Linked DNA regions of Homo sapiens: region 1 is linked to region 2. Evidence: chromatin contacts called from ENCODE Hi-C or POLR2A ChIA-PET data. All regions are on one chromosome and are shown on one strand. The core of a region is the stretch at or near the end of the contact, and the rest is flanking DNA. Distances in the headings are between cores, read along the strand shown.

Evidence for each region. A loop is a pair of places that touch in the nucleus more often than their neighbours do. ChIA-PET counts read pairs that join two places held with the same protein, here RNA polymerase II (POLR2A). Pooled maps may share reads with other maps.
Region 1: a loop to region 2 is called in a map of heart left ventricle, with 2.4 times the contacts of the local background. The contact joins two enhancer-like sites. A Hi-C loop is called at or near these places in 18 of 168 maps with a recorded cell type or tissue (Caco-2, PC-9, Panc1 and 10 more), 1 of 37 single-sample maps with no recorded cell type and 23 of 50 pooled maps. POLR2A ChIA-PET finds 5 or more read pairs at or near these places in 1 of 52 experiments (Panc1).

Annotation. Positions count from the first base shown.
Region 1 is chr10:114,091,677-114,098,321 of GRCh38, forward strand. No RefSeq gene overlaps it. Among named protein-coding and RNA genes, the nearest start is that of ADRB1, 51 kb to the left of the region's middle. Within about 2 kb of position 4,400, at least 3 of the 41 ENCODE cell types and tissues checked have a DNase peak (open chromatin) inside an H3K27ac peak, as active enhancers do.
Region 2 is chr10:113,895,484-113,902,128 of GRCh38, forward strand. NHLRC2 (NHL repeat containing 2) reads left to right here. Exons shown (of 11, transcript NM_198514.4): 6 at 2,627-2,726; 7 at 6,183-6,414. Among named protein-coding and RNA genes, the nearest start is that of NHLRC2, 44 kb to the left of the region's middle. Within about 2 kb of position 2,933, at least 2 of the 41 ENCODE cell types and tissues checked have a DNase peak (open chromatin) inside an H3K27ac peak, as active enhancers do.

The DNA of each region.
Region 1 (6,645 bases), core at 3,150-5,649, 200 kb after region 2:
CTCCAAGCCTGTCTCTAGCCCTTTTAACCTGCTTTGTCTTTGTCCAGAACGTCCTGCCCTCCCCACCCCACCTTGTCACCTGGGTAACCCCAGCCACTGATTTTAATTGACCAGTTGTTCATCCTCAGGCCTCCCTTCCCCTCCTTTACCTCCTCGAAATTTTGAGCCTCTCAGGACCACAAGCAGCATCTCATTCTTATCCTCTGCCCAGCAGCCCGACATCCACAAAAGGTGTTGAATAAAAGCAGAGGTCAAAATGGAGCCAGATGGAGGTGGGTGTGGGAGGTAAGCTTCAGCGTTGATCTTTAAGTCAGAAGCTTGACTTCAGGAAGGTTAGCCAGGCCTTCCAGAACTCAGAGTCACATAGGCCTCGTCCTGACTTCCACAGTCTCTTCAAAGACTTCCATCAAATCTCCACCTCACTCTAACCTTCTGCAGAACAATGGTGACAACCCCCGTTAATGGGATATTAGGAGATGATTTCTATTGAAGATCCAAGTCAAAGATGTATGGAACTGAATTTTAATTTTGACAGCACAGCATGTGAATAAACATCATGGTGCTTTATTGCTCTAAGTCTGCTGCAAAATTCATTGCTTCTTTACAAGTCAGAAGCCCCATAAACAACTTCTGTAATGTTCCAGTAACTACTTTGACTGTCATTTCTGATATTCTGAATGATTCATAGAAACTTTCTGCTGATTCCAACGGCAAAAGTACTTTCTGTCTAAAGCATTAAGTCTGAAGATCCATAACTCTCAGGGTCATCAAAAGCAGTTGGAAAAATAGCTGAAACTGGCAACAACAAGACTCTGGAGGCAGCATCCCTTTACTTAAGGATCATGAACACTGACGTAGGGGTTGTTGCATGCTTGTCTCCATAGCTATCCTTGAATAGCTTCCAATTTCAAAGGTGTGGGAAAGGTCTTGCTCTTGAAATCGAGTGACTGTCTCATTGGATTTGAAATAGAAAGGGACCATATTTCTTTAATTATGCTCCACACCAAAGATGCTTAATTTGTCCTGAGTAAACAATCAACACCCCTTCTAAATGTGCACTCACATCCTGCATTAGAAAATAATTGGTAAGATGGTCCCTCGTGTGTATAGGAGTGTTAAGTTTTCAAACCCTATACCAAGGTTTTATAAACAAACTCTCCGTGGTCTGTCCCCATATCCAGGCGGAGCAGGGCACTGCCTGAGTGGTAGGTTGGAGAACGCTGCTTACGTTTGTCGCCGAAGCCCACACGCCCACACCCAACTGTCACAAAGCCTGAAATTCCTACCATTAGAGTTACTACTTTTGGTTGATGGCTTCAAGAAAACCCTTGCTCAAAGACAAATATAACAGGCAAGAATTCTTCCATGACACTCAGTTGCAAATAGCATCGCACTTCTTTATTTTTCTATTGCAAATTAAAAGGTGTTAGGGTGGCTTATAAAGAATAGAATAGAGAAAGGGGAAAGAATTCTTTCAGTGGTGACCCCAGCAGACATCACCCTAATGAAGTGATGAGGGCTGGCACACTGGTGATGCCATGTGGGTACGGTATACTTTCCATGTGATGGGATAAGAAGGGCACTTCCCCAAATCCCACCACTAATCATAAGAAAAATCTAATCGTAAGAAAAATCTCCACAAACCCAGTTTGGGAGACATTCCACAGGCTAGCTGGACAGTACTATTCAAGGTGTCAAGGTCACAAAAAACTAGGCAAGCCTGAGAAACTGTCATAGGCCAGAGAAGACTGGGGACATATGCCGACTAGATGCTTTAAGGTACACAGAAGTGGCTCCTGGAACAGAAGGAGGGCACTAATGAAAACACTGGTGACATTCGAACAGAGTTTGGAAGTTAGTTAGTAATAAAAGGTACTAATGACATCTCTGAGTTTTGACAAATGTACCATGGAAATGTAACAATGGTAAAAGCTGGGTGAAGGACGTAAACTTTCTGTATGATCTTTGCAACATTTCCACAAATCTGAAATCATTCCAAAACAAGTGTCTTTTGAAGAGTTAGGAAGAAATCCAATATCCTTTTTACTCTCTGGTGCTGCCACCCCTACTCTTGGGCTGTACGGGACCTCTGGGAACATAGAGGGGCCCTAAACAATTCTCTAAGTCTAGGGTCGTACTCAGCTGGTTTGCCTTGCATCACCTTATGTGCTTGTGGGCATAGCCCACTGCCCACCGCTGTCTTTCCAGTGCTGTGGTTCTGTCTGAGTCAAGCCTCACTAGCTCAGCAAGCCCAGGTCAGGTCCATCCTGGTGCCAACAGGCAGTTTATGCCAAGCAATATTGTTTGGCTGTGTCCCCACCCAAATCTCTCCTTGAATTATAATAATCCCCACGTGTCAAGGATGGGGCCAGGTGGAGATAATTGAATCACGGGGGCAGTTTCCCCCATACTGTTCTCGTGATAGTGAATAAGTCTCATGAGATGTGATGGTTTTATAAATGGGAGTTTCCCTGCACAAGCTCTCTTGCCTGCTGCCATGTAAGATGTGCCTTTGCTTCTCTTTGCCTTCTGCCATGATTGTGAGGCCTCCCCAGCCATGTGGAACTGTGACTCCATTAAACCTTTTTCCTTTATAAATTACCCAGTCTCGGGTATGTCTTTATCAGCAATGTGAGAACGGACTAATATACCAAGTTTGCCAGCCCCTGCATTCTAGGTTCGGTACTGGGAGACACTTGCCTTGGCTATCAGGGCCCTGCATGACAGATCAGTACCCTGTCCTTCACTGGCCTCCAGGCAGGCAGCCATTATCCAAGTTGTCACCTTCCTTGAGGTAGTGCCTGCCCGTGGGAGTGCCCTGCACTGTTCCAGAGTCTCCTCTCCTGCCCTCCCACCAGCCTTGGGGCTCTGCTCCCTTTGTCCTCCTCTTCACCCCACAGAGCCCTGTCGTTCCAGTGGGTTGTGTACTGTCTCACACAGGAACTCCGACTGTTGAAAACAAAGATATCTAATGCTCCTTGGAGATAAAAGAAGTTCAGACATCCAGGACACGGAACCTGGCTCCTCATTTGGGATAAGAAGGGAAAAAAGCTACCTCTTTTTCTTTGTCGTAGAGCTTACAACTTGAGAAAAGTAGGAACGGTTAATTCTCAAGCTGGTAATTCCACCACCTCAAATGTTCTGTATATGGCCTTGCCCCACCCGCACATGAGGAGTGACATCACATGGTGATGGGAAGCATCAGCACCGGGCCCTGTACTATCCCCCACCCCGAAGAGGGAGATGGGGAAGGATCTTGCCATACACAGTCAGCCAGGAGCCCTGGCCAGGTCCACCAATGGGAGTAGCCAATAGAAAATAGTGTGGGCCTGAAACTGTCTTGGGGGATTCCAAGGTAACCACTCTGCATAAAAATGAGGCTCACAGACCATGTCAGAAAAGAACCTTGCAATGAATATAAGACTCTTCTTTCCTGATATGAGTTCAGAATATACTGTCTCCCAAGGCTTGACATCTGTCCTTTGGAGACATGTGTGAGCTTGCTCTAAATGGTTAAGTAAAGAATCAGGAGTGCCTTCCAAGTCCACGGCAGGATTGGGAACAAGGAGACCCTGCCTGGGGAACTTGATCACCACAGGGTCTGGACCACCTCTCTCAACATCACTGACCATGAAGCCCCAGGGGCCACTGCGGATAAAATGACTCCAACCTGGGCAAAAGCCACTGGGGTACAGGGGGTGTGTGTGTGTGTGTGTGTGTGTGTGTGTGTGTGTTTCTAGAGTGTGAGCCCCCTTCCTTTGGGTAAGGGTAACCAAAATGGGCAGGGAGCGGGATTCGAGTAGAGATCTTTAGAGGAGGAACATGAGAAGGGGGCACCAAATGAGAACCAGGGGAGCCCAGTTAGGACTTGTGGGCGCACTGGCAGGATGGTGGCCACTACAGCCAGTTTACAGGAGACCCAGCAGCTTGTGCAATGTCAGGGTGCTCTCAGGGCAAGCTGCAGCATCTCTGCCCAGAGCAAAGACAGGAGGGTATCCATCCACCGGACCACCGCTAGAACTGATTTGCGGAATGGTCGCGGGATACACAGCCTCCCAGCTTCACTCTGCAGCCTCCTGGGATTCTGAGTCACCTAATACACTTTAATAAATTCCTTTTTTGCCTCACAGGGCCAGACTTGGTCTCTGTTATTTGCCATCAAGAACCTCAATTGACACGTTAATTCCGTTTATCCCAAATTTATATAGATAAGTGTCACATGGAAACAATTCCCTTGTGCCTGGAAACAGTAAATTAAATGGATGGAATGGAACCAACCAGGCTGCTGTATAGCAAAAGAGAATAAAAATGTGTCTTTGTTTCCTCCCTCCATAATGCATATTAAATAACACATCTTACATTACATCTAAGCCTCAGAAACTTAAAAACCACTAGTAAGCACACGAGGGCTTGTGAGTTAATTATAACAGCCTTTGCTAAGTTCGGCTTGTGGTTTTCCTCTTATAATGAAATGTCAAGAATGGGGGAGGTAAGCTCAGTCGTGTGTTGCCGCTGATGTTTTTAACCAAAGGATCTGAGGCTGTTTGATATTTTTGGCTTCATAATTCCCATTTCCAGTCCTGATTTGGAAATAAAGATTGAAGTCCAAAGAAAAAGAAAGAGTGTTTCCAAGATACAGAATAGTCTGGCGTTCCGAGGTAAAACCTTAAATGCCTGAGGTCCATCTTCCCATTCTTTTGAGATTGCTTTTTTCATGTAGCAAGCTGTACTTTCCTGTTGCTCTTTTTGCCCCTTCCTGCCTTAGGACTGTAGGCTGGTGTCTACCTCAATGTATTGCAGTATTCATTTTGTAGCTGCTGACTTATTTCTTCTTGGGATTCCTCTTGAAGAATAAGACTTCAAACTCAGGACTTGGCACCAAAAAGAAATGAAGGTGTCACCATGTTGCTGTTGGATGCCCATGGGGGTACAGAGCTGTGTTTCTCATCTTCTTTCACCCCTATCACATGAAGTAGAGCCCAACAGAAAAGGGGTTCCCATAGCTGAGGTAGGCGGGGTGGGCATTATGCTTCTTATTCAGCTTTGAAATTTCAAAAGCCAAGAGACAGAGGTCAGTGGTGCACGATGGTATTATTTTGCCCTCTGTGAACTAAGCACACGCTTTCAGTATGGGTTGGAAATTCCTAACACTAAAAACTACCAATGCTGCTTTCTCTAGCCAAGGTGCAAGCTCTTCTGGACTCTGTGCATGTGTGTGTGTGTATGTGTGTGTGCATGTGTTGGGGGGAGAGTTGTGTAGAGGTGTGTGTAACTGGCCCTTGTCTTTCATAGAACCCAGGCTTATCTCACTGTGTCAGATACCCAGTCCCTAAGAATGACAGGAAGTGAATTTCGTCCCAGCCTGAGTTTGACCCATGTGGCTCCACTTCCAGACCCAGGATGACATCCAAGTTCTTCCGAACTTCCGGATCCTGAGAAGCCATTTATAACTGAGGAAGAGAAAGCCAGAGGGAAGTTGTTGACTGCAAGAGAGATTTTCAGTGAAGCTCCCTGAAAGCTGTAGAGAAGGCAAACCAGGAGTCCACTCTCTGCTCAATTTCCTGTTGAGTTCACCCAGCCTCCTTGCCATCTGGCCTCAGCAATAGGTGAGGGCCCTCACAGGGCCCAGCACGGAGTAGGCGTGCAGTCGATGATGGTGATGGATAAATAAATGAATGTTTTATTTGCAATATCACTCTAGGCTCAAATTCCCAACAAGGCATGACATTTAGTAGCCTCTTTGCAAATGTATCTTTTCACAAGGAACTTGGCCTCCAAATCTTGGGTGTGTACAGAGAATACAACTTTTCACCAGACCTATAGGCACATCGTCCGAAGCGGTCTGTCCCACCTCTATGGGATGACCACTTTCCTTTGTCTAGCACCTGACACCCTCCAAAGTCCTTTTTCTTACTTTACCTCATTTGAGTCTCAAAACAAGAAAGGAGGGCAAATTTTATCCGTTTTACCAGTGAGGAAACTGGCGCTCTGTTATGGGCTGAATTCTGTCTTCCTAAAATTCATATGCTGAAACCCTAACCACCCCCCCGAACCCCACAATGTGACTATATTTGGAGAAGGGGCCTTTAAATAAGTAATTAAGTTGAAATGGGGTCATGAGGGTGGGCTCTCATCCAATCTGACTGGTGTCCTTATAAGAAGAGAAGATTAGGACACAGACAAACACAGAGGGAAGACCATATGAACACAGCAAGAAAGTGGCCATCTGCAAGCCAAGGAGAAAGGCCTCGGGAGAAAGCAAACCTGCTGACACCTTGATGTCCGATGTCTGGCCTCCAGCACTGTAAGAAAATACTTTCTGTTGTTTAAACCACTCGGTCTGTGATCTTTTGTTATGGCAGTCCTAGCAAACTAATACAGGCTCAAAGAGGTTAAGTAACTCACCTGAGGTCTCACACCCAGTAAGAAGAGTGAACTTTTGTCCATATGCCCCAGTTTGAAAATTCCTTTTTTTTTTTTTTTTTTGTTTTTGGAGACAGGGTCTCTCTCTGTCACCCAGGCTGGAGTGCAGTGGCATGATCACAGCTCACTGCAGCCAAAACTTCCTGGGTTCAAGCGATCCTCCCACCATAGCCTCTTGTGTAGCTGGGACCACAGGCACGTGCCACCATGCCTGGCTATTTT
Region 2 (6,645 bases), core at 1,683-4,182:
TAAGGGGAGTAGGGAAGAAGCTTGAGCAGAGATCTGAATGTTCATATCTGGATGTAAGCTTTCTAGGATGAGAAAGGAGGGAGCACACTAAGGTATAGAAGTTGAAAGACAGCAAATTATTTAGCACCTAACATGATGCCTGGCACCATGTTAGGTGCTTTGCTTACACTGTTTTATTCCTTCCAGTAATCTTATGTAGAGAGTGATGATGTGCTCATTTTACAGATGAGGAAATGGAGGCACACACATTAGAAAGTGATGTAGCTACTACAATTCAAATCCAGACCCACCTGGTTCCAAAGCTAAGGAATTGGTGAAGGAATGCTTTCAGGAGCCCTCTTCTTTTAGTGGTCTATCACATTACCATAGGAGTAATTACATTTCATTGAGAAAAATGGGAGAACTGGGTAGAGGACTTGAAAACATAATCATTTACATTTTTTCATGTAGCATTTTAAAAATATTTGAACCTCCACAATGAGATACCATCTCACACCAGTTAGAATGGCGATCATTAAAAAGTCAGGAAACAGCAGGTGCTGGAGAGGATGTGGAGAAATAGGAACACTTTTACACTGTTGGTGGGACTGTAAACTAGTTCAACCATTGTGGAAGTCAGTGTGGCGATTCCTCAGGGATCTAGAACTAGAAATACCATTTGACCCAGCAATCCTATTACTGGGTATATACCCAAAGGACTATAAATCATGCTACTATAAAGACACATGCACGTGTATGTTTATTGCGGCATTATTCACAATAGCAAAGACTTGGAACCAACTCAAATGTCCAACAATGATAGACTGGATTAAGAAAATGTGGCACATATACACCATGGAATACTATGCAGCCATAAAAAAGGATGAGTTCATGTCCTTTGTAGGGACATGGATGAAATTGGAAATCATCATTCTCAGTAAACTATGGCAAGAACAAAAAACCAAACACCGCATATTCTCACTCATAGGTGGGAATTGAACAATGAGAACACATGGACACAGGAAGGGGAACATAACACTCTGGGGACTGTTGTGGGGTGGGGGGAGGGGGGAGGGATAGCATTGGGAGATATACCAAATGCTAGATGATGAGTTAGTGGGTGCAGCGCACCAGCATGGCACATGTATACAAATGTAACTAACCTGCACGTTGTGCACATGTACCCTAAAACTTAAAGTGTAATAATAATAAATAAATAAATAAAAGAAAAAAAAGTATTTGAACTGGCTGGGCATGGTGGCTCATGAGCGCCTGTAATCCTAGCACTTTGGGAGGCTGAGGTGGGCAGATCACGAGGTTAGGAGATCGAGACCATCCTGGCTAACACAGTGAAACCCCGTCTCTACTAAAAATACAAAAAATTAGCCGGGCATGGTGGCGGGTGCCTGTAGTCCCAGCTACTCGGGAGGCTGAGGCAGGAGAATGGCATGAACCTGGGAGGCGGAGCTTGCAGTGAGCCGAGATTGCTCCACTGCACTCCAGCCTGGGGGACGGAGTGAGACTCCGCCTCAAAAAAAAAAAAAAAAATTTTGAACCAATAAATGCTTTGAAATATTGTGAATGGAAAACATTCCAAATTAAGTTAGAATGAATAAGATTATTCATTTTCGTGGGCTTTCCATGTTTTTATTTCTCTTACCTACTGAAGTTTTTGTTTTGCTTGGTCATTTCCATAGTTGATAATATCATTGACTATGCAGGAACATAAAAGTCATTTTCATTGTTTAATACTAAAAGTTTATTATCTTAGATTTATGGTAGATTTAACAGAAATAAGCAATTCTAAACTGAGTGCTTTCTTAGGTACCAAATATGATCTGTTGGTAATACATGCATTATTAATACTCACTGTAAAATTAATGAACTTCTTAAGTGGAAGAGGTTGTATTATACTTTTTACCCTCTATGGTGTCTATTGAAGGGCTGTTCAGTTTGTAAATGTATTTATGTTTTCCTAGTACAAATATGTAAAATTAAGGTCCAGATTCACTAAATGATCATGGCTAACATTTGAGTGATATTGCCTCCAAGCATTACTCTAAGTGCATCGTGTGCTTTGAGCCTTTTATTTGGATGCCAGTATATGTAACATAACAGAATATTTTATGAGCTTAGGTTTCCTGTTCATTTTCGTAGTCCCGGGTTGTGGCTCTAGAATAACTGAAACATTGTGGTATGCTAAAAATTAATTGTGGAAAGCTTTTGATGTAGTTTTAAGGTGATTAAGCAGAGACAGTCCCCAGAATATATGTGTGCCAGTGTCACTTTTAATAGTTTATGTCATGTAAAATAAGAAATCAGATGTTTAAAACATTGTTAATGCTCGTTGTAAAATTAACAAACTGCTGAGGCAGAGTTCAGATGCAGAGATGCAGAGGACTTACTGCTGGTAAGAATACTTTGGATTCCTGTGAAATTGTTGTGGGTAAAATTACAAGTCTAACAAAGTAAACCTTTCACAAGAAAACAAAATTTTCAAAGATAACTTGAAACATTGCAGATATTTTTATTTATCAGATGATTCACAAACATATTGTTATCCTCCATAAATTTAACATTTTAAAACCATTGGAGTGTTTGTATTAACCAGATATGTATATAATAATAATGATTTATTTTTATAAAGGTTCAGAGGTCCAAAGAGGTGACATTTTATGGATAGCCATGGCAGGGACTCATCAGATATGGGCACTCCTGCTGGACTCTGGCAAACTGCCAAAGAAAAAGTAAGTGACAGCCTCTCTCTTTGAGTAGACTGTACTACTTGGTGTTCATATAATTTCTTTTTTCAAAATCACCATCCTCACTGTACCAGTCAGGATGTGCTAGGTTGTACTGCCATAGCACACAACGCAGATTCTCAGTGACTTAAAACAAGGCGTGTTTATTGCTCACTCACATGGGTTCACTGGGGAGCACTCCTCTGTTGCCCAGGCTGATGAAACAGCCTGGAGCTTTCGGGAGCTTCGCCAGTCATCCTGGCACAGTGAGAGAGAAAGAGGTAGTAAGTCACTCACTGACTGTTAAAATTTCTACTCAGAAGTGACACACGTCACTTCTACTTACATTTTATCAGCCAGAGTAAGTCTTAGGGCCACACTTCACTTCATGGAACCTGCAAAGAATCATTCTCCTTACTGTCTAGAAAGAGAACTAAGAATATTCAGTGGACCCTTATCTTTTAAGACATAGTTGAACTATCTCTAATCATTCATTCAAACAGTTGAATACCACATAGCAGAGTGCTTAATAACTCAGTTTTTGTAGTCAGGCCTGAGGTTGAATCCTGGCTCTGCCATTTACTATCTGTGTGAGTTTAGGAGAGCCACTTTAACTTTCAAAGCCTCAGTTTCCTTATTTATATTACCTCATAGGCTTGCTTTGAGAATTAATAATATATGTGGAGAGCTTGGCATAGTACCTAACATGTACAGTAAACATAGGTAGCTTTGCTGTCACAAGGATATAAGGATGAAAGGGTAGTGTCTGCAAAGTTTCTCATATTTTTTTTCCTTAGACCCTTTCCTCTTCCCCCAATACCCCAGGCAGAACTGGCCATACTCTTCTCTGTGACCTCACTGTACCTGGTGTATAGTTACATCACTGCACTAAGTTTTCCTGCCCCAACCCGCTGCCCCTTCCTCTTTCTCTCTCTTCTCTCCTTTTGATTGTTTTTATTTTTAGCCATTTCCTCCTACTAGTCTCTTAAAGGAAAGGATCCTCTCCCATTCATTTTTCTGTCCCTTGTACCTAGCACAGTATTTGGTACCTAAGAGGAGCTCAGTAACGGTTTGAGGATAAATGAATAAAAGCCGTTAACCGGAAAGGCTGTCACGTAGCCATGGAAAATGATCATTGCAAGTTACCGTTATTAATAGAAAGCTGCTTTTATATAGATCCTTCAAAATAGCAGATATTCCAAATAGTGTGTATGTTTGTGCATGTTGCTTTGGACACACTTATGTAATGTTTTAAGACATTTAATCGTTTAGCAAATATTTATGCTAGGCAATAGGGATGAAATATGCTCACTATGTTAAGGATACAATGAAAAGATGTGGTTGTCATCAGTGAACTTACAGAGGAAGAATCAGATCAGCAAACAATTAAAAGTTAGTGTGTGCAAAAGGAATCGCTGCAAATTGAAATTGTTCGGCTGGGTGCGGTGGGTCACGCCTGTAATCCCAGCACTTTGGGGGGCCGAGGCAGGCAGATCACAAGGTCAGTAGTTCGAGACCAGAATGACAATATGGTGAAACCCCGTCTCTACTAAAAATAGAAAAAGTTAGCTGGGCGTGGTGGCGCTTGCCTGTAATCCCAGCTACTCAGGAGGCTGTGGCAGGAGAATCGCTTGAACCCAGGAGGCGGAAGGTTGCAGTGAGCTGAGATTGTGCCACTGCACTCCAGCCAGGACGACAGAGTGAGACTCCGTTTAAAAAAAAAAAAATTGAAATTGTTCCTTATATAAGTAAGAGGAAGACGCAACATCAGTAAGATTTGAGTTGTCAAGGAGGGCTTCTTGGAAGAGGCAACTAAACAGTGACCTGATAAGAGTATAGGAGTTAGGGAGAGTGGAAAGTTTTCCAGGCAAGAATTGGCACTAGTGATGTCAGTAGAAGCCAGATCACACTGTGCCTTGTGAGTACTTTTAGGGATCTGAATATTCTACAAGCCTTTTTAGAAAGGTTTAAGCTGGGAAGTGACATGATTAGATTTGTGTTTTTGAAAGAACATTGGCAGCACTCAGAGTGGAACAAGACTAGAGACAGAGATAAGAGATACCACTGAGGAGCCTATTGCTGTTATCCAGGCAAGAGATGATAGTAGCCTGAACAGTGAGATTACCAATAAGATTTTACATGAGGCATAATTATAAACAGCAGAGAAGTAACAGAAGTTGCCAGAATATGCTGTTCTGGGTGATGGCTGTTTTAGGCATAGATGATTCAGAGCTGCCTGAATTTCCTCATAAGTAGAGTTGTCACTCTCCTTCTTAATAGGAAATTGGCACTAGGACCACACTGACCTGTGTTTTAATTTTAAGGATGTATTATCTTTATTACCGATCTTCAGGTAGTAATGACCCTTAGCATTTTAAAAGTTATTGTTTCTCCCTACTCTTTTCTTTATTTAATTAAGGAAACTCCTTTTTAAAGTATTAAGACTCCTTGTAGACTCCTTTCAATTAATTTGTTCAGCATATTAGTTATTACATATATTGTACTTGCTATGTTTATATGTTTCTTGAATAAGTGGCCATATTTTATGCGTGCTAAATCCCTTTGCCTCTGTCCCCTGCTCCCTACCTAACTTATTATGGGAACATATTAGCCAGTAAGTGATGGTGAGTTCAGACTTTTGCATGTTGTACCATATTCAGAAATGATTTACACAGACTCTCATTTTGTGTCCCGAGTCAGCTGCTTCCCTTCCCTCAACACAACACACTACCATGTCTTTTTTACAGTCTCTCTGGAATAAACTTAGAAACCAGGATCTAAAGCTTTCTCTGCATTACAAAAGGAATCATTGCAATAGTTCCTTAAATAGAAATTTCCCTAATGTATATAAGAAATTGATTTGTACAATCGATATAATTGTACATAATTATCCCATGTAATTTTAAGATAATTATGTACAATTATATTATTTTTCATATAATAGTAATGTCTGACCTGGCCAACTTTCAAAAACTATTCTTTAATTCCTTTTGCTGGTCTCTGTTTATATATAAGAACACAAAACATTTTTAATGAAAATTGAAGCTTTAAACTATCAAGAGCTAGATGATCTTTTTAGTTCCCTTTCCGAACCTCATATTGCATGAAACTAAGAAGTTAAGAATTTAAGGTAGTAAAAACAACCTATCTCATCAATAATCTGATCATTATTTTTATCTTATAATTCTATCAGGGATTTGTCGTTTAACATTTGAAAGTGATTTCAGTTTTGTGTGTATCAAAGTAAAGTAAGAAGTTCCCTACACAGTGGGTAAATAAGTTAATGGTTGGAAAAATGATAATGAAAGCTGACTTGAACAATTTAACTAGACCAAGATCACTAGTTTGTTTTTTTAGGAGGCTTATCACTTTTGATTTGATTATTCACATTCATTTATTTAAGAACTAAATTGCACACAATATACCACATGTTGACTCCACCTATGAACTTGTCTTTTTCAGTGAGTTAACAAAAGGAACCTGCCTTAGGTTTGCTGGAAGTGGAAATGAAGAGAATCGAAACAATGCCTATCCTCACAAGGCAGGTTTTGCCCAACCTTCAGGCCTTTCCTTGGCCTCTGAAGATCCCTGGAGCTGCTTGTTTGTAGCAGATAGTGAGAGCAGTACAGTGAGAACCGTTTCACTGAAAGATGGAGCAGTGAAGCACCTCGTAGGAGGAGAAAGAGACCCCATGGTAATGACAGTCACTCTTGCACAGTGCGCTCGGACACTGAGCAAGCTGTCAATTTTGTGAATTATGGAAAGTTAATAAGATTTAAGAGAGACCATCCTTGGCCTATCTGCGAATCAAAATGAAAGTCAGACCAAAGGAAATGTGAATGTAAAGCAACGTGAGGAACACACCATCTAAGAAAAGTGAACTGACTCTACTTTATTATGTATAAATGTTAAGGTTTCAGGGAGA